Linked DNA regions of Homo sapiens: region 1 is linked to region 2. A link is an interaction called in ENCODE POLR2A ChIA-PET data of the cell type or tissue named here. Cell type or tissue: HepG2. All regions are shown on one strand. Links, peaks and the distances in the headings refer to the core of each region. The heading gives the core; the rest is flanking DNA.

Region 1 (16,284 bases), core at 2,834-10,833, 110 kb before region 2:
AGCACAGAAAATCAAACTTGCTGTTTTCTCCTTGAAAAACGCAGGAGAAATTTTGCAGAATTATCTCTCCTTTCCACTTTGCTATAATGCAGCATTCTTTACAAGTACATGGTTTGTCAAGAAAGGAAATCACGCTTAGCTCTCCCAGACGTGTCATTTTCCAGGCTAGGTTTAGTCTCAGAAATAACTTATAAGTTTGGAGTAGAGGTTTATTTAACCAAAAGTCAGTTATATCTAATTAAGTCACCAGTAACAATACACAAATAACAGTATTTCTTTTACAACTTTTAATTTTTTTTTTTTGAGACAGGGTCTCACTGTCATCCAGGCTGGAGTGAGGTGGTGTTATCATGGCTTACCACAACCTTGACCTCCCAGGCTCAGGTAATCCTCCCACTTCAGTCTCCCAAGTAGCTAGGAGTACAGGCACACACACCACGCCCAGCTAATTTTTGTGTTTTTTTTGTAAAGATGGAGTTTCACCATGTTGCCCAGGATGGTCTTAAACTCCTGGGCTCAAGTGATGCCCCCACTTTCTAAAAATTTAATTATCTTGGCTGGGTGCAGTGGCTCACGCCTGTAATCCAAGTACTTTGGGAGGCTCAGATGGGCAGATCACTTGAGGTCAGGAGTTCGAAACCAGCAGCCTGGCCAACATGGTGAAACCATTCTCTACTATGAACACAAAAATTAGCCTAGCGTGGTGGCAGGCACCTGTAATCCCAGCTACTCGGGAGGCTGAGGCAGGAGAATTGTTTGAACCTGGGAGGCGGAGGTTGCAGTGAGCTGAGATGGCACCACTGCACTCCAGTCTGGGTGACAGCAAGACTGTCTCGGGGGAAAAACAAATTTAATTATCTTTTATGTAGAGACAGGGTCTTGCTGTGTTGCCCTGGCTAGTCTCAAACTCCTAGCCTCAAGTGATTCTCCCGTGTTGGCTCCCTAAGTGTTGGGACTACAGGGGTGAGCCACTGCGCCTGGTCCATTGCCCCCCTACCTTTTTTTTTTTTTTTCTGAGACAGAGTCTTACTCTGTCGCCCAGGCTGGAGTGCAGTGGCGCGATCTTGGCTCACTGCAACCTCCGCCTCCCAGGTTCAAGCAATTCTCCTGCCTCAGCCTCCCAAATAGCTGGGAGGCGTCTGCCACCACGCCTGGCTAATTTTTTTATTTTTAGTAGAGACGGGGTTTTACCATGTTGACCAGGCTGGTCTCAAACTCCTGACCTCAGGTGATCCACTTGCCTCGGCCTCCCAAAGTGCTAGGATTACAGCAATGAGCCACCGCACCCAGCCCCCATTGCCCATTTTTAAACTCAGTTGTTTTTTTTATTTTTTTGATGATGCCCTTTGGGGCACAACGTTTTTTATTTTGTTGAAGTCAAATTTATCTATTTTTCCCTTTGGTTACTGATGGTTTGGTGGCATATCTAAAATACCACAGCCAAATTCAAGGTCGTAAAAAAAATATATATGCTTCTTTCTATAGTTTTAAGTCTTACACTTTAGGCCTTTGATTCATTTTGAGTTAATTTTCATACATGATATGAGGTAAGGGGTCCAACTTCATTCTTTTTCATTTGGAAATCTAGTCACCTCAGCATTATTTACTGAAAAGACTATTTTCCCCCCAACTGGATGGTCCTGGCACACTTGAGAAATCAACTAATTAGCAACTGAGGGTTTACTTTGGATTAATCCTATTCCATTGGTCTATATTGTCCACCTTTATACTAGTACCACAGTCTTGATTACTGTTGCTTTGCAGTAAGTTTTAAAATCTGGAGGTGTGAGTCCTCCAGCTTTGTTTTTTTCCAAGATTATTTTGGTTATTCTGGGTCCCCTGAATTTTGGTATGTATTTTAGTAACAGTTTGTCAATTTCTGCAAAAAAGCCAGCTGGAATTTTGATAGGAATTACACTGAATCTACAGATCGATTTGGGGAGTACTGTCATCTTTACAATGTTAAGTCTTCTGACATATGAACATGGACGCCTTTCCATTTATTTAGGTCATCTTTCATTTTTTTACTTCCTCTTTCCTCCCTTCCGTTTTCTCCTTATACTTAGAACCACAGGCATCAAACTAAATGTAGGGAAGCCTTGTCTCCCACCACTACTTTGTAGAAGAGGAAAAATATAAGAAACAGCTAACAAATAATGCAGTTATAAACTTTAAACAAACAATCCTCGCAACAGTCCTCCTGTAAGTTCTAATACTCTCATTTACAAATGAAGAAACTGAGTATGGAAAGGCTAATTTGTTCAACGTCAGTCGCACTGCTAGCCAGTAAGAGGCAGAATTGGACACTGAAGTAAATTAAGCAATCCGTTTCAGAGTACACATTTCTAAACATTCCACTGTCTTACCCTCCTTCCTTCCCCGTGTCAAGAGAAGTGATTCTACAGCTTTAGCGTATTATTCTCCTTTGCCTACTCAGGCAAACCTTGGTGACACTGAAAGACTCGATTAATTAATATGCAACTTAGGGCGATTAACTAGTTTGAATATTTTTCCTTAACTTCACAAACTCAGTCTCTGATGTATTTGATTAACTCTGTCTATGTCTATATTCAGTATGACCGTATGGGCTTTTTAAAACTGTTACATGACCGGGCGTGGCAGCTCACGCCTGTAATCCCAGCACTTTGGGAGGCCGAGGCAAATGGATCACCTGACGTCAGGAAATCGAGACCAGTCTGGCCAACATGGCAAAATCCCGTCTCTACTAAAAATACAAAAAAAAATTAGCCAGGCATGGTGGCGGGTGCCTGTAATCCCAGCTACTCAGGAGGCTGAGGCAGGAGAACCGCTTGAACCTGGGAGGCGGAGGTTGCAGTGAGCCGAGATCACGCCATTCCACTCCAGCCTGGGCAACAAGAGAGAAACTCCGTCTCAAAAAAAAAAAAAAAAAAAAAAAAAAAAAAAAAAAAAAAAAAACAGGCCGGGCGTGGTGGCTCACACCTGTAATCCCAGCACTTTGGGAGGCCGAGGCGGGCGGATCATGAGGTCAGGAAATTGAGACCATCCTGGCTAATATGGTGAAACCCCATCTCTACTAAAAATACAAAAAATTAGCCAGGCATGGTGGCACGCACCTGTAGTCCCAGCTACTTGGGAGGCTGAGGCAGGAAAATTGCTTGAACCTGAGAAGCAGAGGTTGCAATGAGCCGAGATCGTGCCATTGCACTCCAGCCTAGGTGACAGAGCGAGACTCCATCTCGGGGGAAAAAAAAAAAAAGGGTCGGGCGCGGTGGCTCATGCCTGTAATCCCAGCACTTTGGGAGGCCCAAGGTGGGCAGATCACGAGGTCAGCATAGAGACCATCCTGGCTAACACGGTGAAACCCCGTCTCTACTAAAAATACAAAAAAAATTAGCCAGGCGTGGTGGCGGGCACCTGTAGTTCCAGCTACTCAGGAGGCTGAGGTAGGAGAATGGTGTGAACCCGGGAGCAGAGGTTGCAGTGAGATCACACCACTGCACCCCAGCCCGGGGGACAGAGCGAGACTCCAGGTCTCAAAAAAAAAAAACAAAAAAAAAAACCCTATTATGTTTGTTTTCTATGCTTTTATGATGTTTTTGCATACATTTCTTTTAGATGTGTGTATCTTTTTTCTGTACACACCAGAGGAAGAAATAATAACAATGTCACATATGTTTGAGTCACTCTGAAATCATCAACTCTTGGTTCTTTGGTTCTAGCATGTCTTACACCTGTTTACTCTTACTGTTTTAATGTCTGTTTACTCATTACAGATGATGTCAAGGAAGGGGATGGCTTTCTCTTTTTTTTTTTTTCCTGGAGACAAGGTCTCACTCTGTTGCCCAGGCTGGAGTGCAGTGCTGTCATCAAGGCTCACTGCAGCGTCAAACTCCTGGGCTCAGGTGACCCTCCCACCTCAGCTTCCCGAGTAGCTGGGACTATAGGTGTGTGCCACCATTCCCGACTAAATTTTTTTCTATTTGTGTGGGTGTGTGTGTGGAGACGGGGTTTTGCCATGTTGCCCAGGCTGGTCTCAAACTCCTGGGCTCAGTGATGAACTCCTGGGCTTAAGTGACCCACCCGCCTCTGTCTTCCAAAGTGGTGGGATTATAATAGGTGGAGCCATGACATCCAGCCAGCTGTGGCTTTCTGAGCTTTAGGGAGCTCTGCTATAGAAAGAATGATAGGTGAAGGCCAGTCCTTTTCACACTTTACAAGTCAAAGTGATTTCCTGGGATAACTATAGCTCATCTGCATTGCTGCCTGCCTTGCTTATCTGGGTGCTGAGTGTGGGAGTGGTGTGTCCATCATATGTTCTTCAGATGCTACAGTGGCTACTGACTATGCTTCAGTAGGTAAATTAAAACCATGCATTAATGAGCAACTCTCCGCATTTCACATAGCAGTCTTTGGTAATTTTCTCACATTTGTGTGACCATGATGCTTACTCACATTTGTCTGGACAACTTCCTGAAGGCCTTCTGGAGCTGTTCAATGGGCCAGCCCACTAATAACTAATTTAGTATCTCACATTTTGAAATGTGGAGCTGTTCAATGGCCAGCCTACTAATGACTAATATCTCACACTTTGAAATCTTTGTTCATTAGCTTTTAATTAACAAAACAATCCTATCTAAGCTACATATCTAACCATGTGTTATAGCCATACAGTGGAGTACTACTCAGCAACAATAAGGAACGAAGTACAGTACTGTACTGAAACATGCTACAACATGGATGAATCTTGAAAATACTATGCTCAGTAAAAGAAACCAGTCACAAAGAACCACATGTTTCATACCATATTTGTATGAAATATCCAGAATAGGTAAATCTACAGAGACAGAAAGCAGCTGCTGGGCGTGGTAGCTCACGCCTGTAATCCCAGCACTTTGGGAGGCCGAGGCGGGTGGAACACCTGAAGTCAGGAGTTCAAGACCAACCTGGCCAACCTGGTGAAACCCCATCTCTACAAAAATACAAAAAAAAAAATCAGCCAGGCCTGGTGGCGTCCACCTGTAATCCCAGCTACTCGGGGGGCTGAGCTTGCAGTGAGTGAAGATTGTGACATTGCGCTCCAGCCTGGGCGACAAAGCGAGACTCCATCTCCAAAAAAAAAAAGGAGCATAGTGGTTGCTTAGGGATGAGGCTAATAGGGACTCTCCAGGCAGAACCCAAGAAGAATGTGTGAGCTTAGTTTGGGGTTCAGCAGCACTTGCTGAGAGGAACCTGCTGTGCTTCTCAGATTCCCTAGGCCCATCTTGGAAGGACTTAACTCCAGAACAGGTTCTGAGCGGCAGGTCTATTTCCAGCCACATGTCATTAATAGACTAATTCCTCTGCTGAAAAAGAGTCATGACACTTCTTACTTCTTACAGCAGTGAACAGACTCAGGAGCTCTGTTCTGTCCAGAATTCCAATAGCTAACAACTTACAATAAATAAAAGTTACAGAAGCCGGGCGCGGTGGCTTACGCCTGTAATCCCAGCACTTTGGGAGGCCGAGGCAGGCGGATCACGAGGTCAGGATATTGACACCATCCTAACACAGTGAATCCCAGTCTCTACCACACACACAAAAAATTAGCCGGGCGTGGTGGCAGGTGCCTGTAGTCCCAGCTACTTGGGAGGCTGAGGCAGAAAAATGGCATGAACCCAGGAGGTGGAGCTTGCAGTGAGCCGAGATGGTGCCACTGCACTCCAGCCTGGGCAACAGAGTGAGACTCCACCTCAAAAAAAAAAAAAAAAAAAAAGTTACAGACAAAACAGTAAGACTTGATTAGTAGGCCCAAGTACACATACTGATTTAGAAGACAGAAGCAAATCAGTTTCACAAAAGGAGCCTTCCCCTCCTTTATTGGCGGGTCCCCGTCCATCTATAATACCCACAGACTGTGAGAAGCAAATAGCTTTGACAGTCCGTTGTCAGGAATTTTTTTTTTTTCTTTAAGATGGAGTCTCACTCTGTCACCCAGGCTGGAATGCAGTGGCACAATCTCAGCTCACTGCAGCCTCCACCTCCCGGGTTCAAGCGATTCTTGTGTCCCAGCCTTCTGAGTAGCTGGGACTACAGGCACCCGCCACCACGCCCAGCTAATTTTTGTAGTTTTAGTAGAGACGGGGAACATCTTGGCCAGGCTGGTCTTGAACTCCTGACCTTGTGATCCACCTGCCTCGGCCTCCCAAAATGCTGGGATTACAGGCGTGAGCCACTGCACCCAGCCTTAATTTTTGTATTTTTTGTAGAGACGGGTTCACCATGTTGGCCAGACTAGTCTTGAACTCCTGACCACAGGTAATTCGCCTGCCTTGGCCTCTCAAAGTGCTGGTATTACAGGTATGAGCCACCACGCCCAGCCCCATGTCAGGATTTAATTCACACCTTACTTGGGATGCTAGCCAGTTTGAACCAGTCAACATGTAAAAGGAAAATACAGATGTAACAAAAGTTGGACTGGAAAAACACGTGGCTTAATCCTCTGTCTAATATTCCAAGGAAAATTTACAAATTTTGATAGAGTGACAGTAGAGAAACTGAAAAAATCTATTTCAGAAAAGGTAAAAGGCGTCATGGATATTAATATAAAAGAGTACGGGGCCAGGTGTGGTGGCTCTCCCCTATAATCTCAGCATTCTGGGAAGCTGAGGCGGGCAGATTACTTGAGGTCAGGAGTTCGAGACCAGCCTGGCCAACGTGGTGAAACCCCGTCTCTACTAAAAATACAAAAATTAGGCTGGATGCAGTGGCTCATGCCTGTAATCCCAGCACTTTGGGAGGCTGAGGCAGGAGGATCACGAGGTCAGGAGATCGAGACCACCCTGGCTAACACGGTGAAACCCCGTCTCTACTAAAAATACAAAAAACTAGCCAGGCGTGGTGGCATGCACCTGTAGTCCCAGCTACTTGGGAGGATGAGGCAGGAGAACCGCTTGTACCCGGGAGGCAGAGGTTGCAGTGAGCCGAGATCGCACCACTGCACTCCAGTCTGGGTGACAGAGCAACGCCGTCTCAAAAAAAAAAAAAAAGAAATACAAAAATTAGCCAGGTGTGGTAGTACACACGTGTAGTTCCAGCTACTAGGGAGGCTGAGGCAGGAAGATCAGTTGAACCCAGGAGACAGAGGCTGCAGTGAGCCAAGATCACACCACTGCACTCCAACTTGAGCGACAGAGTGAGAATCCGTCAAAAAAAAAAAAAAAAGTAAAAATTATACATACTTAGGCAGCAGAGTCACTGCTTCAAGTGTGAACACAACAGACAAAAAGTCTGGATTGCATTCAATCCTACAACTGGTAATGTCACAGCTTCACTGCCCAACGTGGTAGCTACTAGCCACATTGTGACTTTCTTTTTTTAAGACAGAGTTTCGCTCTTGTTGCCCAGGCTGGAGTGCAATGGCGCGATCTCAACTCACTACAACCTCCGCCTCCCCGGTAGCTGGGATTACAGGCATGCACCACCATGCCCGGGTAATTTTGTATTTTTAGTAGAGACGGGGTTTCTCCATGTTGGTCAGGCTGGTCTGAACTTCCCAACCTCAGGTGATCCGCCCACCTCAGCCTCCCAAAGTGCTGGGATTACAGGCGTGAGCCACTGTGCCCGGCCTAATTAATTTATCTTTTTTTTTTTTTTTTTTTTTTGAGACAGCGTTTCGATCTTGTCCCCCAGACTGGAGTGTAATGGCACGATCTCAGCTCACTACAATCCTGCCTCCCAGGTTCAAGTGATTCTCCCGCCTCAGCCTCCCAAGTAGCTGGGATTATAGGCATCCACCACTATGTTCGGCTCATTTCCGTATTTTTAGTAGAGACAGGGTTTTGCCTTATTGGCCAGGCTGGTCTCGAACTCCTATCTCAAGTGATCCACCAGCCTCAGCCCCCGCAAAGTGCTGGGATTACAGGCGTGAGCCACCACACATGGCCAATTAATTTATCTTTAAAAAAACAAACAAAAACAAAAAAACAATGCTGGTCAGGCACAGTGACTCCCACCTGTAATCCCAGGATGTCTGAGGCCAGGAGCTCGAGACCAGCCTGGGCAATACAGTGAGACCTCATTTCTACAAATAATAAAAATTAGCCAGGCGTGTTGGTGAGTGTCTGTAATCCCAGCTACTGGGTGGGTAAGGGTGGGAAACTGAGGTGAGAGGACAGCTTCAGCCAGTAGGTAAAGTCTACAGTGAGCCATGATCATACCATTGCTCTCCAGCCTGGGTGCCAGAGTGAGTCCCTGTGTCAAAAACAAGAACAACAAAAAACTGATGTTTAAATTTTAAAATATTCTTCCTTTTTATCAAGTAAGTAAAAATTTTAAAGTATTGAATAAAAGACAGGTCTTGCCATGTTACCCAGACTGGTCTCAAACTCCTGAGCTCAAGTCATCTGCCTGCCTCAGCCTTCCACAAGTGCTGGGATTACAGGTGTGAACTACTGCACTTGGCCTAAAATTTTTCATTTTCAAATTCAGTTCCTTGGCCACACTGACCATATTCAATGCTCAATAGCCACATGTGGCTGGGAGCTATGGTACTGGACAGTGCAGATATACAGCACGTCCACCATCACAGAAAGACAACGCTGTTCTAAACATGTCTCCCACAGCTGCTGGATTGGTCAAAGAAGACATATCCACAATTTAATGTCACAAATTTTTCCAGAAAATGGTCACCACAAACATCAGGTCTTTTAGAGGCCAGGCGTGATGGCTCACTTCTGTAATCCTAGCACTTTGGGAGGTCAAGGGGGGTAGATCAGCTGAGGTCAGGAGTTCAAGACCAGCCTGGCCAACATGGTCAAACCCCGTCTCTACTAAAAATACAAAAATTACCCAGGCATGGTGAGCGTGCCTGTAATCCCAGCTACCTGAGAGGCTGAGGCAGGAGAATCGCTGGAACCTGGGAGGCGGAGGCTGCAGTGAGCCAAGATCGCGCCACTCCAGCCTCGGCAACAGAGCAAGACTCTGTCTCAAAAAATAAAAAAATCAGGTATTTTAAAGATAAATTCTAAGTGCTCCCATCCATCTTTTACGCTTCCTTCTTAGTCACTCTGCCACCTACTACTGCAGTATAATGGTGATCTTCTCCTTGCCAGGCCCAGTGGCCTTGTGTCAACTTTTTTTTCCAGAGAGGGTCTGCCTCTGTCACCCAGACTGGAGTGCAGTGACGTAATTATGGCTCACTGCAGCCTCAACCTCCCAGGCTCAATCAGTTCTCCCACCTCAGTATCCCAAGTAGCTGAGACCACAGGCACACACCACCACGTTTGGCTAATTGCTGTAGAGATGGGGTTCCATCATATGGGCCAGACGGGTCTCCAACTCCTGGGATCAAGCGATCTACCTGCCTTGGCCTCCCAAAGTGCTCAGATTACAGGTGTAGGCCACTGCACTGGCTTTTTTTTTTTTTTTTTTTTTTAAGAGGCTCAGCCTCAAGAACAGTTAGGACCACAGGTCCCTTGTCTCAAATTCTCTCTCTGTGTGTGTGTGTGTGTGTGTGTGTGTGTGTGTGTGTGTGTGTGTGTGTGTGTGACAGAATCTCGCTCTGTCGCCCAGGCTGGAGTGCAGTGGTGCAATCTCGGCTCACTGCAACCTCCGCCTCCCGGGTTCAAGCAGTTCTCCTGTCTCAGCCTCCTGAGTAGCTGGGATTACAGGCATGCACCACTACGCCTGGCTAATTTTTTTTTTTTTGAGATGGAGTCTCCTCTGTTGCCCAGGCTGGAGTGCTGTGGCATGATCTCGGCTCACTGCAAGCTCCACCTCCCGGGTTCACGCCATTCTCCTGCCTCAGCCTCCCAAGTAGCTAGGACTACAGGCACCCGCCAACACGCCTGGCTAATTTTTTTATTTTTTATTAGAGACAGGGTTTCACCGTGTTAGCCAGGATGGTCTCAATCTCCTGACCTCGTGATCTGCCTGCCTCAGCCTCCCAAAGTGCTGGGATTACAGGTGTGAGCCACCGCCCCCGGCCTAATTTTTGTATTTTTAGTAGAGACAGGGATTCACCATGTTGGTCAGGCTGGTCTCGAACTCCTGACCTCGCGATCTGCCTGCCTCAGCCTCCCGAAGTGCTAGGATTACAGGCGTGAGCCACTGCATCCAGCTCCTTGTCTCAATTCTTATTGCCCCGACTGGTCTCATACAAACCACTTTTTTGTTTTTGTTTTTCTGAGATAGAGTCTCTCTCTGTTGCCCAGGCTGAAGTGCAGTGGCATGATCTTGGCTCAATGCAACCTCCACCTCCCGGGTTCCACCAATTCTCCTGCATCAGCCTCATGAGTAACTAGAATTACAGGTGCGCACAACCATGCCCAGCTAATTTTTGTAATTTTAGTAGAGATGGGGTTTGACCATATTGGCCAAACTGGTCTCAAACTCTTCACCTCAAGTGATCTACCTGCCTCGGCCTCCCAAAATGCTGGGATTTCAGGCGTGAGCCACTGCATCCGGCCACAAACCACTGTCTTCTATGGGCCATTCCTTGTTCTAGCTACTAGAGATACAGCTTTATCTGGAAAACACTCAGGGAAAACAGCACAATGTAATTAAGTGCTGTAACAAAAGCTTATCTTCTCTGGTATGAACTCAGAGAAAAGGCAAGTGATTCTGCCAGAGAGCTTCAGATAAGATGATATCTGACCTGGATGGACCTTGAAGAAGGAGGACAAGTCCCCTGGAAAGAGCGGTAACGATGGTTCAGGAATACTTTCTAAGGTGAGGAAACAGCTTGAGCAAATAACCTCAATGACCAGTAACACAAGAATTTGGCGGTCGGGCGCGGTGGCTCACGCTTGTAATCCCAGCACTTTGGGAGGCCGAGGCGGGCAGATCACGAGGTCAGGAGATCGAGACCATCTTGGCTAACACGGTGAAATCATGTCTCTACTAAAAATACAAAAAAAAACAGCCGGGTGTGGTGGCAGGCACCTGTAGTCCCAGCTACTCGGGAGGCTGAGGCAGGAGAATGACGTGAACCCGGGAGGCGGAGCTTGCAGTGAGCCGAGATCGCACCACGGCACTCCAGCCTGGACGACAGTGCAAGACTCCGTCTCAAAAAAAAAAAAAGAATTCAGAAAGGAGATTTTTGAAAATAAGGGTGGAAAGATGGGGCGATGGTTAGACCAGAGGATATGGTATGTCATGCAGAGCAATCTGCATTCTATTCTGTAAGGAAGGGAAAGCCACTGGACCAGCACAATCAGGTCTGTAATTAATAGAGAAACAAAGCCTGGCCGGGCACGGCTGTTCACACCTGTAATCCCGGCACTTTGGGAGACTGAGAGGGGTGCAGATCACCTGAGGTCAGGAGTTCAAGACCAGCCTAGCCAACATGGTGAAACCCCATCTCTACTAAAAATACAAAAATTAGCCAGGCGTGGTGGTGGGCGCCTATAATTTCAGCTACTCGGGAGGCTGAGGTAGGAGAATCGCTTGAACCCAGGAGGCGGAGGTTGCAGTGAGCCAAGATCACACCACTGCACTCTAGCCTGGGCAACAGAGCGAGACTCTGTCTCCAAAAAAAAAGAAGAGGAAGAAACAGAGCCTTGGCAGGGCACGAAAAGTGATTGAGTGGTTAACTGGATAGGGATGAGAAAACTATGGCAAGGGTATGAGGGTGCCCAAAAGAAAGAACCCTAATGGAAGGGGAGGTGGAATGGGCACAATCTAAGGAGGCGTTTTCCAAACCTCACAAACATTTCCCCACAGTCAGCTGAAAAATATCAGTGCCCAGGTAAGCTGTTATTACAGGTAAAAACAGCATAGTCTTCCAGTGTATGGAATGGAGAGGGGCAGTGATCTAGCCAAAGAGTGCCACCAACACAAAGGAAGTGGTGGTCATGAAGAAGCCAGAAATAACTGAAATGCTCAAAAAGGTATGATGATAATGAACACCAAGAAAAAAGGAAGAACACATTACAAGAAAAGAGTCCAAACTACATGCTTGCAAAAAGAACACAGGTCTATGAGGAGGTGTCCAGCAACAGGAGAAAACCTTTTCATATAGCCACAGGCAAGAGTAGATGGCAGTGAATTGAGAAAACGTGGGCACTGAGATATGTGGTGGAAAATGTTCTTTCAAGAAGTCAGCCCGGGGCCAGGCCTGGTGGCTCACGCCTGTAATCCCAGCACTTTGGGAGGCTGAGGAGGATGGATCATTTGAGATCAGGAGTTAGAGACCAGCCTGGCCAACATGGTGAGACCCTGACTCTACTAAAAATACAAAAAATTAGTTGGGCGCGGTGGCTCGCACCTGTAATCCCAGTACTTTGGAAGCCAAGGTGGGCGGATCACGAGGTCAGCAGTTCGAGACCAGCCTGGCCAACATAGTGAAACCTTACCTCTACTAAAAATACAAAAATTAGCCGGACATGATGGCACACGTCTGTAATCCCAGCTACTCGGGAGGCTGAGGCAGGAGAATCGCTTGAACCTGGGAGGTGGAGGTGTCAGTGAGCCAAAATCGTACCACTGCTCTCCAGACTGGGCAACAAGAGCAAAACATCACACACAAAAAAAGTCAGGCCGGGTGCAGTTATCAGCACTCTGGGAGGCTGAGGTGGGAGAACTGCTTAAGCACGAGTTCAACACCAGCCCGGGCAACATAGTGAGACCACATCTTTACTAAAAAAAATTTTTTTAAAGTAGTCAGCCTGGGCTTGGTGGCTCATGCCTATAATCCCAGCACTTTGGGAGGCTGAGGTGGGAGGATCACTTGAGCCCAGGAGTTCAAGACTGGCCTGGTCAACATGGTGAGAGCTTGTCTCTACAAAAAATAAAAATATTACCCAGGCGTGGTAGCATATACCTGTGGTCCCACCTACTCTGCAGGCTGAGGTGGCAGGATCGCTTGGGCCCAGGAGGGCAAAGTGGCAGTGAGTAGTGATCGAGACACTGCACTCCAGCCTGGGTGACAGAGCAAAATCCTGTCTCAAAAAAAAAAAAAAAAAAAGTCAGAAAATAAATGTTACAACATGGATGAACCTTTAAAACATTGCATAAATGAAAGAAGCCAGTCACAAAAGACAATATATGATTCCATTACACGAAATATCCAGAATAGGCAAATCTATAGAGACACAAAGTAGATTAGTGGTTACCTAAGGCTGGGCGTGGTGATAGGGAGATTGAAGATGACAGTTGAAGAACATAGGGTTTCTTTTTGAGGTGATAATAATGTTCTAAAATTGACTGTAGTGATACACGTAAAACTCTGTGAATATACTAAAACCCACCAAACTGTTCATTTCAAATGAATGGTGTGATATATGAATTATATCTCAGTAAAATTGTTACCAAAAGAGTTGGTTTTTGTTTTTTTAAAAAAAATAAGCGTTGAAAGTATGGCAGAGACTGCCTGCTTATCTGCCTCAATAGCTTTCCCCTTCATAGTCACATGGCTGCCAGTTATAAAGACTACATTTCCCAGCATTCACTGCAGCTAGGTGGGGTATTAAGATCTGACCAACAGACTGTATGCAGAAAATGATGATGCAGGAGAGCAGAGAACTGCTAGAGCAACATTACGAGATTAGAGGGGAACGAGATTTCGCTTGCAAGTGGAAGGGCTGACCTTAGATAGAACAATGGACTCCCAAGGGACTGATCCACAGGAATAGAAAAATAAGTAAGAAGCAAGATCATAACAGCTGATAGAGGCAAGGAAAGGGAACAGGAGATTTGAGCCAAAGGACATGGTGCTATATTATCCTAAAAGCAGGAGAATAAACGGACTAAGGAATCTTAGCGGGACTGCTAGGCAGTGCTAAAAGCAGCCACCTTTGAGGTCAAGGGTCCATGAGTTCAAAGAGAGACAAGTCAGTGAATTTTTTCTTTCGCTACATTCAGTCAAAAGCACAGAATAGGTAAAGAGTAGGATTTAGGCTAGGCGTGGTGGCTCACACCTATAGTCCCAGCACTTTGGGAGGCTGAGGTGGGCAGATCACTTGAGGTCAGGAGTTTGAGACCACCCCGGCCAACACGGTGAAACCCCATCTCTACTAAAGTAGCCAAGTGTGGTGGCGCGCTCCTGTGGTCCCATCTACTCAGGAGGCTGAGACACGAGAATTGCTTGAACCCAGAAGGCGGAGGTTGCTGTGAGCCTTGAGATCGCACCACTGCACTCCACCCTGGGTAACAGAGCAAGACTTTGTCAAAAAAAAAAAGTAAGATCTAAACCAGGGCTGAGATTTTGCCAGGTAACATAAAATGAGAGACAGAACAAGAAATGGAGAATACATAAAAGGGGGTAATTACAGTGATAAACTAAAGGTAAGGAGCAGTGAAAGGGTAGGCAGTAGCATCAATAGATGTTAAGCCCCAGTGGGGGCTTAAAGAATTTTGCTGGCAGGGCGCGGTGGCTCACGCCTGTAATCCCAGCACTTTGGGAGGCCAAGGCGGGTGGATCACGAGGTCAGGAGATCGAGACCATCCTGGCTAAAACACCATGAAACCCCGTCTCTACTAAAAGAAAAAAAAAAAGAAATACAAAAAATTAGCTGGTCGTGGTGGCGGGCACCTGTAGTCCTAGCTACTCTGGAGGCTGAGGCAGGAGAACGGCGTGAACCCGGGAGGCAGAGCTTGCAGTGAGCCGAGATTATGCCACTGCACTCCAGCCTGAGCGACACAGCGAGACTCCGTCTCAAAAAAAAAAAAAAAAAAAAAAAAAAAAAAAAGAATTTTGCTGTCTGAGTATTACAGTATTATTACAGGGCTTTAATACTGGTGGCTCACGCCTGTAATCCCAGTTATTTGGGAGACTGAGACAGGAGAATTGCTGCCTCGGGAGGCAGAGGTTGCAGTTAGCTGAGACTGTGCCACTGCACTCCAGCCTGCGTGACAGAGCAAGACTCCGTCTCAAAAAAAAAAAAAAAAAAAAAAAAAAAAAAAAAGGCTGGGCACGGTGGCTCATGCCTGTAATCCCAGCACTCTGGGAGGCCGAGGCAGGCAGATCACGAGGTCAGGAGATCAAGACCACCCTGGCTGACACAGTGAAACCCCGTCTCTACTAAAAACTACAAAAACTTAGCTGGGCGTGGCGGCGGGCACCTGTAGTCCCAGCTACTCGGGAGGCTGAGGCAAGAGAATGACGTGAACCTGGGAGGCGGAGCTTGCAGTGAGCCGAGATCGCACCACTGCACTGCAGCCTGGGCGACAGAGCGAGACTCTGTCTCAAAAAAAAAAAAAGTGTGTTAACAAATGATCTCTGAGACAAGATTATTAAATGAAAAAAGTGATGTGCCAAATATGTCATATGCTATCATACCATAGTGTAATGGCGGGATACATAGATATACAAAACAGGGCTTGACAGAGGTGTACAATATTCACCAATAGACACTGGTATATGTATAGACTGTCTCTAGAATAGTACACAGGAGCTTTTTTTTTTTTTTCCCCCAGAAAGGGTCTTGCTTTGTCACTCAGGCTGCAGTGCTGGAGTGCAGTGGAGTGATCATGACTCACTGCGGCCTAGAACTCCTGGGCTCCCCTCAGCTGCCCCAAGTGCTGGGATTACATGCACTGGTCTACAAGAAACACAACAGGTACCTCTAGGGGCCATATATCCTTTTGCACTGTTTGAATTTACCAAATAAAACTATTATGTTTTCGAACAAGATAAATTTTTAAATGTAGGGACTTTAAAAGATTTATATAGTAGATTACATCAAGGGGGTAAGAAATAAAGCAATACATATGCAAAAATCCATCTTGGAATCTGAACTCAAGAAACTACAGAAACGGCTGGGCACGGTGGCTCACGCCTGTAATCCCAGCACGTTGGGAGGCCGAGGTGGGCGAATCAGGAGTTCGAGACCAGCCTGACCAACAAGGTGAAACCCGTCTCTACTAAAAATACAAAAAAATTAGCTGGGCATGGTGGCACGTGCTTGTAATCCCAGCTACTCGGGAGGCTGAGGCAGGAGAATCGCTTGAACCCGGGAGGCGGAGCTTGCAGTGAGCCGAGACCGCGCCACTGCACTCCAGCCTGGGTGACAGAGCGAGACTCCATCTCAAAAAAAAAAAAAAACAAAAAAAACGAAACTACAGAAGCATACTGCCCCCCTCTCCCCCAACATCTTCCCTAGTCTAACCAAAACTGGCCACCCCCCACCACCTCCTGTTTCTATAAGGAGATAAAACAAGATTATCTGTGTTCAGGCCAAGGGTTGATTCCCACTACTCATAACATTTCCCCTAAACCTCATTTTAAAGGCCAAGAGTTACACCCTCACCACCAGAGGCCTCAGTGGCTTCCTGGCTACTCTAAATTCTTCTTTATCCCTGAACTCCTACAGCACTTCGTCTTTC
Region 2 (16,284 bases), core at 3,940-11,939:
CTATTCTTTTTTTTTTTTTTGAGACGGAGTCTCACTTTGTTGCCCAGGCTGGAGTGCAGTGGTGAGATCTCGGCTCCCTGCGACCTCTGCCTCCCGGGTTCAAGCAATTCTTCTGCCTCAGCCTCCTGAATAACTGGGATTATAGGCATGGGCCACCAAGCCCAGCTAATTTTTGTATTTTTAGTAGAGACAGGGTTTCACCATGTTGGTCAGGCTGTTCTCGAACTCCTGGCCTTGTGATCTGCCTGCCTTGGCCTCCTAAAGTGCTGGGATTACAGGCGTGAGCCACCGTACCCCGCCTGGCTCCAAGTCTATTCTTAAGACCACAGAACTTTTGATTTAAGATTCACTGGACAGATACATAACAATACATAAAATAAATGTTTTATTTACAAAATAAGACCTTTAAGTAGTTAGCTGCCAGTTGAAATAATGATTTGGACTGGATGTGGTGGTTTATGCCTGTAATCCCAGCATTTTAGGAGGCTGAGGTGGGAGAATTGCTTGAGCCTAGGAATTTGAGACCAGCCTGGGCAACGTGGTAAGGCCCCATCTCTACAAAAGATAAAAAATTAGCCAAGTGTGGTGGTGCCATGTTTGTAATCCCAGCTATTTGGGAGGCTGAGGTAGGAGGATCAATTGAGCCTGGGAGGGTGAGGCTGCAGTGAGCCATCATCGTGTCATTGCACTCCAGCCCAGGTAACAGAGTGAGACCCTGCATCTTTAAAGGAAAATTTAAAAAGAGATAAATGCAGGAGATCTTCCATCTTATCAAAAGGGTGCTGTTATAATTTATATATTTTTAAGTACTGGATGGGGAGGTGGAGTAGCAGCTCCAAGGTACTTTTCAGTGGTGGCCTTAATCTGCTGATGCATGGAAGGTGTGTTCTTCTTCCAGATAGCCCTGGGATCTCCTGAATTTCCAGGTTGGGCTACTCAGGCATGGATTGACTCCTACAGTTCAGGCGGATGGAGATCCCACCAACCCACAGCTTAATTCTTCAGATGCTTTATCTTCATTTCTCATGTATCTTCAGTTGGCTTCTAATGTGAGCACATAAATGCCCTGCAGAATTTCTTTCCCATCTTTGTGCAAATCATTATTTTTATTCTTTTTTTTTTTTTTTTTTTTTTTGAGACGACAGGGTCTTGCTCAGTCACCCAGGCGGGAGTGCAGTGGCATGATCATGGCTCACTGCAACCTCAACCTCCCAGGCTCAAGCGATCCTCCCACCTCAGTAGCTGAGTAGCTCAGATTATAGGCATGCGTCACCACACTCAGCCAATTTTTTCATATTTTGTAGAGACAGAGTCTCCCTGTGTTGCCCAGGCTGATTTCAAACTCCTGGGCTCAAGCAATCCATCAACCTTAGCCTACCAAAGTGCTAGGATTACAGGCATGAACCACTGTGCCTTGCCTGCTTTTCATTTTTAATCCTTGGGTTCTAAAATGCAAGAATTAATTTCCAAATAATTAGTATGGAATGGAATCCCACTTTTTCCTGTGTGCTGAGAGAATGATCAAAGATCACAGAAAAGAGATGGAGACAGAAGAAGCTGAGAGCAAGGGCATCTTTAAGGATTTCTTCAGTCTTGTTAATCTGGGTGTAAATTCTGTGTGGCTGACAGCCTCTGAGGATCCCTTGAAGTTTTGAGGAGGAGGAAAGCGCTTGAGAGTAATGGATTTACTTGATTTTACTTTGTATAGAAGAGCCTGAACTGGACATATCTCCAGGTATGTGCTGTGGTCTTTAACAAGCAGCCCAACATCCTTTGCTGGGGAAGGCCAGCAATGTGGGAGCTAGTGGGGCCTAGCCCAGGAGCCTTGCGTTCACCAGGTCACTGGGAACTGGTGCTTTCTGATGCACCTCTATGCAAGCCTGATTCTGAAGTCAGATGTGGTGGGCATCCCTGTCCATAGTGTTGGCCTGGCCCACCATTTCACTGGTCATAGAATGGCTGTAGCTTTGCAGAGCAGGGATTGCGAGAATGGAAGAATGTCTTTTGGCTCTTCTGCTCTAGCTTTTGGAAGTACGTCAGAGAAGTTTGTGATTTTTTAGAATTTGTAGCTGTGGCAAGGCTGAAGCAGGTAAAAGGGCCAATTAGAACCATCTGTGGGAGGGAAGGAATTCTGTTAGCAGGAAGGAAAACCTGAGCAAAGGGAGTGGGTGGTAGTTTTGTCTTGTTCTTTTATAAACACAGTGTGTTGATATGGCAGTTCCTGGCATGGGTGAAATATTTTTGATGGTTGAGCATTAAGAATGTAGCCAAAAACAAGAATGTGGCTAAAAGCAAGTCACCACTTTAAACACTGAAGATTGAAGCATTTGCCTAGATAAATATTCTGCAGTGAATATGCCAGAATTCCCACATACCTGTTTGGCTCCTGAGGCATTGTGCTTAGGGTCCCAGGCCTTTATTACAGGGGCTGCTGGCAGGGTCAAGGGCTGGGTTGCCTGGAGCTTCCCTGACATTTCGCCTCACTCCTCTGTTTTGGAGTCTAATTGGCCAATTAGGTCAGAAAGGCCACCAGCCAGCACACTTTTTCTAAATTTAATTCATCATTGCTAGATTAGCATATTAATTTTGAGCTATGGCACTTATTTTTAATCTTTCGTAGTGTAATGGAAAAAATACCAGAAAGCTCAGCATTGAACTTCAAAGTGTGAAATCAAGTGATCATTGCCTTTATGCTTGGTGAATTATTATTATTATTTTTTTTTTTTTGGAGACAGAGTCTTGCACTGTCATCCAGGCTGGAGTGCAGTGGCGTGATCTTGGCTCACTGCAACCTCCGCCTCACAGGTTCAAACGATTCTCCTGCCTCAGCTTCCCGAGTAGCTGGGACTACAGGTGCCTGCCACCACGCCCAGCTAATTTTTGTATTTTTAGTAGAGACGGGGTTTCACCATGTTAGCCAGGATGGTCTCGATCTCTTGACCTTGTGATCCACCCGCCTCAGCCTCCCAAAGTGCTGGGATTACAGGTGTGAGCCACCGGCGCTTGGCTGCTTGGGGAATTATTTAGGGGATTTAGTGGAATTTCCTTTCCTGTACTCTGTGGGCATCTGCTGAGTACCTGCTTGGTGCCAGGCATCTACTGGGAGAGAAAGCAGCAGAGTCAATGCTGTCAAGACCCCTGCAGTGGACCTCTTCTCCCCCTTTTCTCTCAAGGGAACCATTGGCATCCAGCCTTGACCCCCAGTAGACACTGATCATCCAGCCCCCACAGGGTAGCCCCACTGTACCTTTGTACTGAGTTGGTGAGGGGATGGGATAGCCAGGGGGAGTTTGGGGAAGTCAGAAGGCAACTTTCAGTTTCTATTAGAGTAAGCACTTGGAAAATGTCTGTTTATAATGTATTAGTATAAATACTTGGTTTGTTACCACTTGTGTTTCCTGATTTAGTAATGTATATAAATCTTAATTGAATATTTTTGTGTGAAACTTGGAAAGACTGCATCTATAGCAAATAAAGCCTCACACCTAGCACAGGGTAGGTAGTTGGTAAACATGTGCTGAAGTGTTAATTGTTGGGCTGTCTTCAGAGAATTGTAGTTTGCTTTAATTGCATTTTTTGATGCAACGCGGGTGCAAGGGTGTGGTAATTCATTCCCACTTGGATTCTGCTGAGGCTGGCCACCCACCTCTCAGACTTATTCCCCCACCACCTCTCCACCTCCTACTCTAGCTGCTGCAGCCAAATGGACAGTTAGGGCCGGGCACAGTGGCTCATGCCTGTAATCCCAGCACTTTGGGAGGCTGAGGCGAGCGGATCACAATGTCAGGAGTTCGAGACCAGCCTGGCCAATACGGTGAAACCCTGTCTGTACTACAAATACAAAAATTAGCTGGGCGTGGTGGCAGGCACCTGTAACCCCAGCTACTCAGGAGGCTGAGGCAGGAGAATTGCTTGAACCCGGAAGGCAGAGTTTGCAGTGAGCCGAGATCGTGCCACTTGCACTCCAGCCTGGGCGACAGAGCGAGACTCCGTCTCAAAAAAACAAAAACAAAAACAAAAAAACAGAAAAAAAAAAACCCCAAATGGATGGTTTGGCCTGGTCCTTATCTTTGGCCTCAGTTTATCCTTTTCTGTCTTCAGTGTCTTACCTGGGCACTGGTGATTAAAGTACTGGACCATGTCATCACGGGGATATGCCCCTAAAAGCCTCCTAAAGTATTTTCTTCTGAAGTCTAATTGGTGTAACTAAGTAATGTTTTCTAAAATATTGTGGCAAAATATACATAACATAAAGATGGTGTATTTATTTATTTATTTTGCTTTGTCACCCAGGCTGGAGCACAGTGGTGGAGTCATGGCTCATGGCAGCCTCAACCTCCCAGGCTCAAGCAGTCCTCCCACCTCAGGCCAAGTAGCTGGGACTACAGGTCCATGCCTACGTACTTGGCCAATTTTTTAAATTTTTAACTTTTTTTTTTTTTTTTTTTTTTGAGATGGAGTCTCACTCTGTCGCCCAGACTGGAGTGCAGTGGCGCGATCTCGGCTCACCACAACCTCCACCTCCCAGGTTCAAGCAATTCTGCTGCCTTAGCCTCCTGAGTAGCTGGGATTACAGGCGTGTGCCACTGCGCCTGGCTAATTTTTTTTTGTATTTTTAGTAGAGACAGGGTTTCACCATATTGGCCAGGCTGGTCTTGAACTCCTGACCTTGTGATCCGCCTGCCTTGGCCTCCCAGAGTGCTGGGATTACAGGCATGAGCCACTGTGCCCGGCCTAAATTTTTTTTTCTTTTTTTTTTTGGCACAATCTCGGCTCACTGCAACCTCTACCTCCCAAGTTCAAGCAGTTCTCCTGTGTCAGCCTCCTGAGTAGCTGGGACTACAGGCATGCACCACAACACCCAGCTAATTTTTGTATTTTTAGTAGAGATGGGGTTTCACCATGTTGGCCAGGATGGTCTCCATCTCTTGATCTCGTGATCCACCCACCTCGGCCTCCCAAAGTGTTGGGATTATAGGTGTGAGCCACTATGCCTGGCCTAAATTTTTTTTTGTAGAGATGGGGGTCTCACTATGTTGTCCAGGCTTATATTTTAATATACCATCTTAACCATTAAAAATGTTTTTTTTAGGGGCTGGCTGTAGTGGCTTGTCCCTATAGTCCCAGTGCTAGAGGAGGCTGAGGCAGGAGGATTGTTTGAACCAGGAGTTTGAGACCAGCCTGGGCAACATAGTGAGACCCTGTCTCTACAAAATAAAAACTAAAAAATGGCCGAGCATGATGGTTCACACCTATAATCCCAGCACTTTGGGAGGCCGAGGTGGGTAGATCACCTGAGATCAGGAGTTCAAGACCAGCCTGGCTAACATGGTGAAATCCCATCCCTACTAAAAATACAAAAATTAGCTGGACGTCATAGTGGGCACCTATAATCCCAGCTACTGGAGAGGTTGAGGCGAGAGAAGCTCTTGAACCCAGGAGGCGGAGGTTGCAGTGAGCCGAGATTGTGCTGATGCACTCCAGCCTGGGTGACAGAGCAAGACTCCGTCTCAAAAAAAAAAAAAAAAAAAATTAAAAAATGAGCCAGGCATGGTGCTGTGAACCAGTAGTCCCAGTTGTGGGAGGCTGAGGCAGAAGGATCACTTGAGCCCAGGAGTTTGAGGTTACAGTGAGCTATTACTGTACCACTGTACTCCACCCTGGGGGATAGATTGAGAGACTGTCTCTCAAAAAAAAAATAAAAATAACCCCAAACCCACCTTTTTAAATTGTGAAAAACACAATATAAAACTTAACCATCTTCAAAGTCAAGTATACTGTTCGGTAATAAATAATGTTTAACGCAGTGTATGGACTTCAGTGGAATGTAGAAGGAATTCTTTCAGTGAGCCCCATTACGTACCATGTTAAAATCTACTCAGATTAAAAGCCATGGTTCAGTGGAGAATGACTGTTCTGGGTTTTGAACCTTGCTTTTCTTCCCTTTCCCTAGAACATGTCTGCACCTGGGTGGATTTATACCTAGGTTTTAAACCTTTGCTTCTGTCTTTGTTGGAAAAAACCAAACCACCGCCAGCAGAAGCCACTGCCCTTTGTTTATCTGTGATAAGTGAGAATTTGTAAGAATTTTCCAAGTGAGAGAAGTGTTCAAAGTAGCTTTTATGTTTGATAGAATGTGTAGTGCTTGCCTCTCAGGGGTGGTATTTTTTCTCCCACGTATTTTTACCTTTAAATCTCTTGCTGTATATGTGACCCTGGCTCCCTTTGGTTGGTCCTCCAGCTCCCTGATGGTCCTGGGGCTCCCTCCATATCACTGGTGGTATTTCCACATTGCCTGCAGTTTAGGTAGGAACCTGTCCCATGTCAGGGAAACCCTATCTGTCCCCTGAACTGAGCACTTTTAATTTTAGGGTGATACCTTGAATCTTCACCAGTCACTTGACTTCAGACCTTTCTCATCTGACGCCAAGGAGTCAAAAAGGCCTGTTTTTAACTAGAAGCAGAGACATTTGCCATTTTTTTTTTTAATATTTGGAGCTCAAATAAACAATGACTTCACACCACTGTTTTCCACTGTGTTGAGTACATCCTGTTGGCCATGATATTGAGCAGTTTTAAACTGGTTAACCTTTCAGAAACTTTATATTAATGTTGGACTGACAGTTAATATTTAACTTGTCAAAGTGATTTTTGCTAGATTGAACCTGAAGTGGTTAATATTTCTGCTTTTTATGTTTTCCAAAACCATTTAAAATAGGAACATGGTATTTTATTATTTTAATCTGGTTTCAAAATGAATATCCCATTTTCTTTATTATTATTATTATTAATTAATTTTTTTTTTTTGAGATAGGTTCTTGCTGTGTCACCCAGGCTGGAGTGCAGTGTTGTAATCTCACTGCAATCTCACCATCCTGGGTTCAAGCAGTTCATTCACCTCAGCCTCCCAAGTAGCTGTGATTACAGGCATGCGCCACCATGCCTGGCTGAACTTTGTACTTTTTTGTAGAAACAGGGTTTTGCCACGTTGCCCAGGCTGGTCTTGAAGTCCTCAGCTCAAGCAATCTGCCCACCTCGGCCTCCCAGAGTACTGGGATTCTAGGTGTGTGCCACTGCACCTGGCCATTCCTTAAATGTTTTAATGACTGTGGCAAATGATAGCAATTTAACAGCTTAACTACTATTTTTAGGTAGCGTAGCTATTTGGGAGTAGGGGCTCCTAGGAGTGGTGGGATGGGCTACCTCTGCCAAATTTTGTGTGGTTAATAATGGGTTGAGTCTCCCAACTTTTCTTTTATTCTTGGGAAGCAAAAACTAATAGAGAGCTGTTGTTTCAGAGTTTTTAGGTTAAGATGTGTGAAAGTTTCAGAGCCGGGTACAGTGGCCTGTGCCTGTAGTCTCCTATTTGGGAGGCCGAGGCAGGAGGATCACTGGGGAGTTCAAGGCTGGTGAGCTATAATTGTTTCTGTGAATAGCCACTGCACACTAGCCTGGGCAACATAGTGAGACCCTGTCTTAAAACTAAAAACAGAGGTACTTAAAAATATATATATCTGAAAGTTTCATTCACTGTGAGTTTTTCTATGGATGAGGAAACATTAAGTTTATGGCAAATTGAGTTGGTGCCCCATGTGCATTTGTTCTTCACATCTGTTGAGTGGAAAGCATTTATTAACTGAGTTCCCTGTGTGCGTGGGCACTCATAGCTCTGGGGAGGCAGCCTGAGTGGAACAGAGCCGCCTGTTCCATAAGGCTGTCTGGACAGAATGGGGTCATAAGGGCCTGGCTCCTCATGGGCATCTCCCCTTTCCTCCCACCAAGCAACATCCTTTGGTTGCATCTTCCTGGGGGATGGTATTGGTGGTGGTGATGGGAGGGGCCAGTGGGATCCTTACCTGCTGAACCTTACCCTTGGATGCCTGGTGTCCTTGCCAGTTACTGTATAATGTTTTTGATTTCCTAGTTATATCCCTGATGACTGATCTGATAAACTTTAAATATACCTGCCTCTAGGGTAGCTTTAATATATTTTGGCTACAAAGGTCACTACCTTTTAGGTATTATTGATAACTTGACATTTTACTTCTTCTTCTTTTTTTTTTTTTTTGAGACAGAATCTTGCTCTGTCGCCCAGTCTGGAGTGCACTGGTGTGATCTTGGCTCACTGTAGCCTCCGCTTCCCGGGTTCAAGCAATTTTCCTGTCTCAGCCTCCGCTTCCCGGGTTCAAGCAATTTTCCTGTCTCAGCCTCCCGAGTAGCTGGGATTATAGGTGTCCGCCACCATGCCCGACTAATTTTTGTATTTTTAGTAGAGATGGGGTTTCACCATGTTGGCCGGGCTGGTCTTGAACTCCTGACCTCGTGATCTGCCCGCCTCAGCCTCCAAAGTGCTGGTATTACAGGCGTGAGCCACTGCACCTACCTGGCCTGACATTTTACTTCTGCCCATCACTTGAGAGTCCCACATATCACAACTGGGAGGAAGGGAGTGCCTGGTCATTGGCAGATGCGAGCCACTTACTGGCCCTACCCCAACTAGCTCTGGTTCTTCTGGCTGAGGGTGTTTATCTGCAGTGAGTCTCAGGGTCTGGGGTCTGGGGCAGTGCTGAGAGCTTAGACTCAGTTGTGGGTACTGCACTGGGTGCTGGCACAGAGGAATAAGGTTCCCATTCCCACTACTCGAAAAAGAGCTTCTGTAGCTCCTGTCAGCCAGTGGTGAATCCAGCTAAGACATGTTCTTGGGCTGCCTTGAGCACTTCCTACTCTCTTTTAGAGGATATAATGTGAATGAGTGTGAGGTGTTAAATTGGGTAGCTGTGTCAGGAAGACTAGGTGGCTGTGGCCAGAATCTTGCCAGAATCTTTCTGTGGTTCCCAAGCACTCTTTTCTCCCACAAGTTCTGGCCACCAAGCTGTATGTGACCACGACTGAGTATTTACCTCTGTTTGGACCTTGGTCTCTGAACCACGAGGAGGAGGATCTCTGTAGCGTCTCTATCTGAATGACTGAGTGTATGAGTATGAGACTGTGTAAAAAAAACTTCCAGAGGGACATTCTGATACAAGTATATGGATGCAGCCTATCAGATTCCTAGCACAGGCAGACATGACCCTTGCTTATAGGAAGCCAGCATCAGAAAGACAAAAGGGTGTTTTATTACCAAGTTGCAAAAAATTTTTCTCCTTAGAGCATGGAAAACCAACACATAGTAGTTGGAGTTGTGCCCTGAACATCGCCTGCCTGCTAAATGCAGAGCACTTAGTCATGCCCATGAAACAGACACCCCATGTCGTCATGTGTCCGCAGATAGCAGACAGCTTAAGTTCCTGGTAGGGCAGGGTGTGTCTCATAACTGACTGTTTTTAAATAAGCTGAGAATTTTAAAATTGAGAATGAGATTGGAATAGTGAAAGATCAGCTGGATCTAATAAGTGAAGTAAAGACTAAAGATGATGGGAAGAACCTGAAAAAAAGGTCCTGTGTCTCCCCATTCATTCATTAGGTGTATGGTGTATGTCTGGCACTGGATGAGTGCTGGGCACATATTAGTGATTGCAACAGATGTATCCCTGCTCTCCCACAACTTATAGTCTTGTGGGGGTGTTGGTTGAGCTGAGCCATTTACTAAATTAGAATTAAAATGCGTCTGGGCATGGTGGCTCATACCTGTAATCCCAGCACTTTGGGAGGCCGAGGTGGGCAGATCACCCGAGGTCAGGAGTTCAAGACCAGCCTGGCCAACATGGCGAAACTCTGTCTCCACTAAAAAATACAAAAATTAGCCAAGCGTGGTGGCAGGTGCTTGTAGTCCCAGCTACTTGGGAGGCTGAGGCAGGGAGAATTGCTTGAACCCGGGAGGCAGAGGTTGCAGTGAGCCGAGATCATGCCACTGTACTCCAGCCCGGGTGACAGAGTGAGACTCCCTCTCCAAAAAAAAAAAAAAGGATTAAAATGCATAAGAAAGGAAAAGGCCAGTAAAGAAAACACTATGCAACAGTAAAGAAAACTGTAGGCCAAGCACAGTGGCTCACGCCTGTTCCCAACACTTTGGGAGGCCAAGGCAGGAGGATTGCTTGAGCCCATGAGTTTGAAACCAGCCTGGGTAATATAGTCTGTATCTCTTCAACAAAATTTACAAATTAGCCTGGTGTGGTGGCGCACACCTGTAGTTCCAGCTACTTGAGAGGCTGATAGGAGGTTTTCTTGAGCCCAGAGGTTGAGGCTGCAGTGAGCTGTGATTACACCATTTCCAGCCTGGGTGACCAAAAAACCAAAACAAAAACTACACAGAAAAGAGTTGAAGAAAAACCTTCAACTTGGAGCACTTTATAGAGATCTGAGGAGAAGACCCTCACCAGAGTACTGGGACTGCTGGTTGTTGAGAAGGAGTTCCTGGTGGAGGACCCCTCAGACATCACTGGAAGTTAAATGGTTCTTGGAACTGATGCCCATAGGGCTCCTCCATCTATGTACATGGTCATTTGGTCCCTTTTGCTGAGTGTGGCACTTAACATTGCTGGTGAGCCTGTGGTGGGCAAAAGTGACCCAGCCATCTACTGATGGCAGGGAGGGAAGGTTCCTGCGGAGGAATGGGTCTGAAATCCTGTGAGCCACCTGGTCCCATGGGCCTTGGAGTGTGGAACAAGGTAGTAGAGAGGAAAGAGGACAATGTTTTACCTATTACTTATCTCACATTGATGACAGGAATCAATCAAACTATATCGTGCTAAATTGTAAGACATCTTTAACTTTCTTTTTTTTTTTTTTTTTTGAGACGGAGTCTTGCTCTGTCGCCTAGGCTGGAGTGCAGTGGTGCGATCTCGGCTCACTACAAGCTCCGCCTCCCGGGTTCACGCCATTCTCCTGCCTCAGCCTCCCGAGTAGCTGGGACTACAGGCGCCCGCCACCACACCTGGCTAATTTTTGTATTTTTAGTACAGACGGGGTTTCACCATGTTGGCCAGGCTGGTCTCGAACTTCTGACCTTGTGATCTGCCCGCCTTGGCCTCCCAAAGTGCTGGGATTACAGGCATGAGTCACCGCGCCCGGCCAGCACTTTCTGAGATTTACGCATGTTGATACTTGTTTTAGTTTTTTTAATTGTCCTACAGAGTTCCATGATATTCCATGAAAGCCTATTGATATATTTTCCAGTACATGGACATTAGGATTGTTTTTAACTTTCCAGTGTTGCAGTGAACATGCGTATGCCATCTCTCCATATATGTTTGCACTTTCCTGTCTGTGTGCCTAGGAGTGGAAGGGCCCAGCTACATGGTGAGTCTTCTCCAGGGTGCTAGGGCAGCTCACAGCTCCCACCAACAGCCATGTGGTCCTGTTCCCTCAGTGGTGTCACATTGGAACATTTTGGCCCATCTGATTGGTGTGGAAAGGTTTTTGCTGTTACTTTAATTTTCTTTTCCCTGATTATTGGTAAGGTTGAGCATCCTTTTTGTAAGTTTACTGCTATTCAGGTTTTCTTCTCTGTGAATTACTTGTTGGTTCGTTCTTCCTATCTTCAGCCCATTTTTATTGTTTTAGGTTGCTTGATATTTTTTGATAAGGATTCATTACCTATCACATGCATTGAAAAAGCTTTTTCCCAGCCTGTGGTTAGCCATTTTTTTCTTTCTTTAAGGTGTCCTTTAGTCATTAAAAATTATTGGCCAGGCCTGGTGGCGCATGCTTGTAATCCCAGAAGTTTGAGAGGCCAAGGTGGGTGGATTGCTTTAGCCCAGGATTTTGAGACCAGGCTGGGCAACATGGTGACACTGTCTCTACAGGTACAAAAACATAGCCAGGTGTGGTAGCACATGCCTGTGGTCCCAGCTATTTCGGAAGCTGAGGTGGGAGGATCGCGTGAGCCCGGGAGGTCGAGGCTGCAGTGAGCTGTGATTGTGCCATTGTACTCCAGCCTGGGCCACAGAGTGAGACCCTGTCTCAAAAAAAAAAAAAGAAAAAAGAAATTTAAAGGTTTTTTTTTGAGACAGAGTCTTACTGTGTCAGATTTAAAATTCAAATTCAAATTTATCTTAAGATTTAAAAGATTTTTTGAGATAATTGTGAATTCACAGTTGTTAGAAGAGGGATCCTATGTACAGTTACCCAGTTCCCCCCATGGTAACATCTTGCAAAACTATATAGTACAATATATATCACAGGCAGGATATTGGAAATGGTATAGTCAAGGTACAGAACATTTCCATTGCCACAGGATATTTTATGTTGTCCTTTTATAGCCACATCTACCTCCTTCACAGTCTGACCCCCTTCTGTAACTTCTGGCACCCACTAATCAGTTCTCTGTTTCTATAATTTTGTCATTCAAGAATGTTATAAAAATGAAACTATATAGTATAGTATGTAACCTTTTGGGGTTGGCTTTTTTTTTTCACTTAGCAAGATTGCTTGGAAATTCATCCAAGTTGTTGAGCGTATCCATAGTTCATTCATTTTTATTGTTTATTAGTATTCCATGGTATGCATGTACCATAGTTTGTTTAATCATTCACCCATTGAAGGACATCTGGGTTGTACCATTTGTTGAAAAGGCAATTTTTTCCCCGTTGAATTGCTTTTGCATTGTTGTCAAAAATCACTTGGGTATATTTGTGTATGTCTATTTCTGGATTCCCTATTATATTCCATTTGTCTATGTATCTGTCCCTCCACCAATACAGTCTTTTTTTTTTTTTTTTTTTTTTTTTTTTTTTTTTTTTTTGACAGAGTCTCACTCTGTTGCTCAGGCTGGAGTGCAGTGGCACGATCTCGGCTCACTCCAACCTCTGCCTCCTGGGTTCATGCCATTCTCCTGCCTCAGCCTCCCCAGTAGCTGAGTAGCTGGGACTACAGGCGCCCGCTACCACGCCCAGCTAATTTTTTTTTTTTTTTTTTTTTTTGTATTTTTAGTAGAGACGGGGTTTCACCATGTTAGCCAGGATGGCCTCGATCTCCTGACCTCGTGATCCACCCGCCTCGGCCTCCCAAAGTGCTGGGATTACAGGTGTGAGCCACTGTGCCCAGCTGTATTCCCTATTATATTCCATTGGTCTATGTATCTGTCCCTCCACCATTACAGTCTTCTTCTTTTTTTTTTTTTTTAATTTTAAAATTACTATTGTTATTTTTGAGACAGGGTCTTGCTCCGTTGCCCAGGCTGGAGTGCAGTGGTGTGAATGTGGCTCACTGAGCCTTGACCTGCTGGGCTCAAGCGATCCTCCCACATAGCTGAGGCCACAGCTGCATGCCACCACACTTGGCTAATTTTTAAAATTTTTGTAGAGATGAGGTCTTACTGTGTTGCCCAGATTGGTTTCTAACTCCTGGGCTCAAGTGATGCTTCTGCCTCAGCCTCCCAGATTGTTGGGATTATAGGTATGAGCCACTGCACCCCGCCCTTATTTTTTTTTAATTACTATGTTGCCAAGGCTGGTGTCAAACTCCTGGGTTCCTCCGTCAGCCTCTTGCGTAGCTGGGATCACAGGTGTATGCATAGTTTTCAGCATACAAATTGTGTACATGTTTTGTTAGATTTGCACCTAAGTAATTTTTTTGAATAGTTTAAATGATACTGTATTTTTAATTTTGGTGTCCACATGTTGCAGTATATAGAAATACAATTGATTTTTGAATGTTTTTGTGTTCTGTGACCTTGTTGAACTCACTTATTATAGAACTGATATAGGACTATAAGGAGTTTTCTTATGGATTCTTTGGCATTTTCTACATAGACAATTATGTCATCTGCAAATAAGGGCAATTTTATTTTTTCTTTTCCAATCTGTATGCCAAACTTTTTTTTTTGAGACGGAGTTTCGCTCTTGTTGCCCAGGTTGGAGTGCAATGGCGCCATCTTGGCTCACCGCAACCTCCACCTCCCAGGTTCAAACAATTCTCCTGCCTCAGCCTCCTGAGTAGCTGGGCATGCACCACCATGCCCGGCTAATTTTGTATTTTTTTTTTTTAGTAGAGATGGGGTTTCTCCATGTTGGCCAGGCTGGTCTCGAACTCCCGACCTCAGGTGATCCACCTGCCTCGGCCCCCCAAGGTGCTGGAATTACAGGCGTGAGCCACCACGCCCGGCCTATTTTTTTTTCTTTTTTTTTTTTTTTGAGTCAGAGTTTCACTCCTGTTGCCCAGGCTGGAGTGCAGTGGCTTGATCTCGGCTCACTACAACCACCGCCTCCTGGGTTCAAGCGATTCTCCTGCCTCAGCCTCCTGAGTAGCTAGGATTACAGGTGCCCGCCACCACGCCTGGCTAATTTTTTGTATTTAGTAGAGATGGGGTTTCACCATGTTAGTCAGGCTGGTCTTGAACTCCTGACCCAGGTGATTCACCGGCCTCAGCCTCCCAAAGTGCTGGGATTACAGGCGTGGGCCACTGCGCCTGGCCACTATACTTTTTTTCTCACTTTATTGCACTAGCTAGAACTTCTAGCATTATGTTGTATATGAATGGTGATAGTGGACATTCTTTGCCTTGTTTCTGTTCTTAAGGATAAGTCACTCAGTTTGTCACCAGTAAATACAGTGTTAGCTGTAGGGGTGTTTGGTAGATGCTCTTTATCAAGTTGAAGAAGTTCCCCTCTGTTCCTATTTGTCTGAGAGTTTTTTTATTATGAATCAGTGTTGAATTTTGTCAGACACTTTCTCTGCATCAATTGGTATGACCATGTGATTTTTTTTCTGTAGCCTGTTAATATGGTTAATTTTCAAATATTGAGCTGATTAATTTTCAAATATTGAGCTCTCCTTGCATCTCTGGAATAAGTACCACTTGGTCGTGGTATATATTTCTTTTAATATATTGCTGAATTCTGTTTGATCATGTTTTCTTAAAGACTTTCGTGTCTGTTTTCATGATAGATACTGGTCTATAGTTTTGTTGTAATATCTTGGTTTGATTTTGATATCAGGATAATGCTACCTTAATAGAATGAATTGGAGCCAAGTATGGTGGCAAATGCCTATAGTCCTAGCTACTCAGGAGGCTGAGGTGGTGGGGACTGCTTGAGCCCAGGAGTTCAAATCTAGCTTGGGCAATGTAGCAAGACCCCATTTCTAAAAAAGAAAAATGAAAAAAAAAAAAGAAAAATAAGTAAAAAGTTAAATAAAGAAAATTCAATATATTAAAACAAAATGAATCAGGATGTGTTTCCTCCTTGTCTGCTTTCTGGAAGAGTTTGTGCCTGGCAGTGGCTCATGCCTGTAATTCCAGAACTTTGGGAGTCCAAGGCGGGTGGATCACTTGAGGTCAGGAGTTCAGGACCAGCCTGGCCAACTCCTTCTCCAAAAAAAAGAAAAAGAAGAAAAAGAAAAGATTGGTAGAACTTACCGCTGATGTCATTCAGGCCTGTAGATTTCTTTTTGTGGGAGTTTTAAAATTACAAATTCAGGGTCAGGCGTGGTGGCTCACACCTGTAATCCCAGCACTTTGGGAGGCTGAGGTGGGCGGATCACCTGAGGTCAGGAGTTCAAGACCAGCCTGGTCAACGTGGCAAAACCCCGTCTCTATTAAAAATACAAAAATTAGCTGGGCGTAGTGGTGGGAGCCTGTAATCCCAGCTACTTGGGAGGCTGAGGCAGGAGAATTGTTTGAACCTGGGAGGCGGAGGTTACAGTGAGCCGAGATTGTGCACTACATTCCAGTCTAGGTGACAGAGCAAGGCTCCATCTCAAATAAATAAATAAATTTAAAAAAAAATTACAAATTCAATTTCCTTAATATTTTTCTTTTCTTTTTTTTCTTTTTTTTTCTTTTTCTTTTTCTTTTCCTTTCCTTTATCTTTTCCTTTTCTTTTGAGACAGTCTCAATCTGTCATCCAGGCTAGAGTGCAGTGGTGTGATTATGGCTTATTACAGCCTTGAACTGCTGGGCTCAAGCCAACCTTCTTCCTTAGCCTCCTGAGTACCTGGGACTTCTGTCTTAAAAAAAAATTTTATCCTTTCTGCCTCTGTAAAATAATTTTCTTAATAGAAATTATATCATATTGGATGAGTTGTAGTAGTTTGTATTTTTTGAGAGGAATCTGTTCGTTTAGTTTGATTCATATTTGTCTGTGTAGAGTTGTTTATAGTGTTTCCTTATTTTTCTTTTGATGTCTGCAATATCTAGTGATATCTCCTGCTTCATTGTTGATGTTAGTAATTGTCTTCTCTTTTTTCTTGTATCATTCTTGAGATCAATTTTATTAATCTTTTCAAATAACTAGTTATTTGTTTCAATGGTTTTTCTCTGTTTTTGTTTTCAGTTTCATTGGGGTTTTTTGCTTTTTATTATTTCCTTCTGCTTGCTTTTGGTTTATTTTGCTTTTTTTTTTTTTT

What was found. Peaks named below come from ENCODE experiments on the same cell type or tissue, not always from the same donor. Only the 100,000 strongest peaks of a DNase experiment are listed, where the experiment ranks them.
Region 1: POLR2A ChIA-PET joins it to region 2 with 5 read pairs; 8 of 35 experiments call an interaction of 5 or more read pairs at or near these places.

The regions. Positions count from the first base shown.
Region 1 is chr3:49,384,224-49,400,507 of GRCh38, forward strand. All of the region lies in intron 1 of RHOA (ras homolog family member A), which reads right to left. Among named protein-coding and RNA genes, the nearest start is that of RHOA, 20 kb to the right of the region's middle. RefSeq lists enhancers at 2,190-2,744, 2,745-3,298, 4,509-5,278. In HepG2, for the core only: no CTCF peak of the experiment used is centred there; no DNase peak of the experiment used is centred there.
Region 2 is chr3:49,491,925-49,508,208 of GRCh38, forward strand. The region is part of intron 1 of DAG1 (dystroglycan 1); the gene reads left to right. Among named protein-coding and RNA genes, the nearest start is that of DAG1, 30 kb to the left of the region's middle. In HepG2, for the core only: no CTCF peak of the experiment used is centred there; a DNase peak (open chromatin) is centred at 8,937; H3K4me3 peaks cover 360 bases.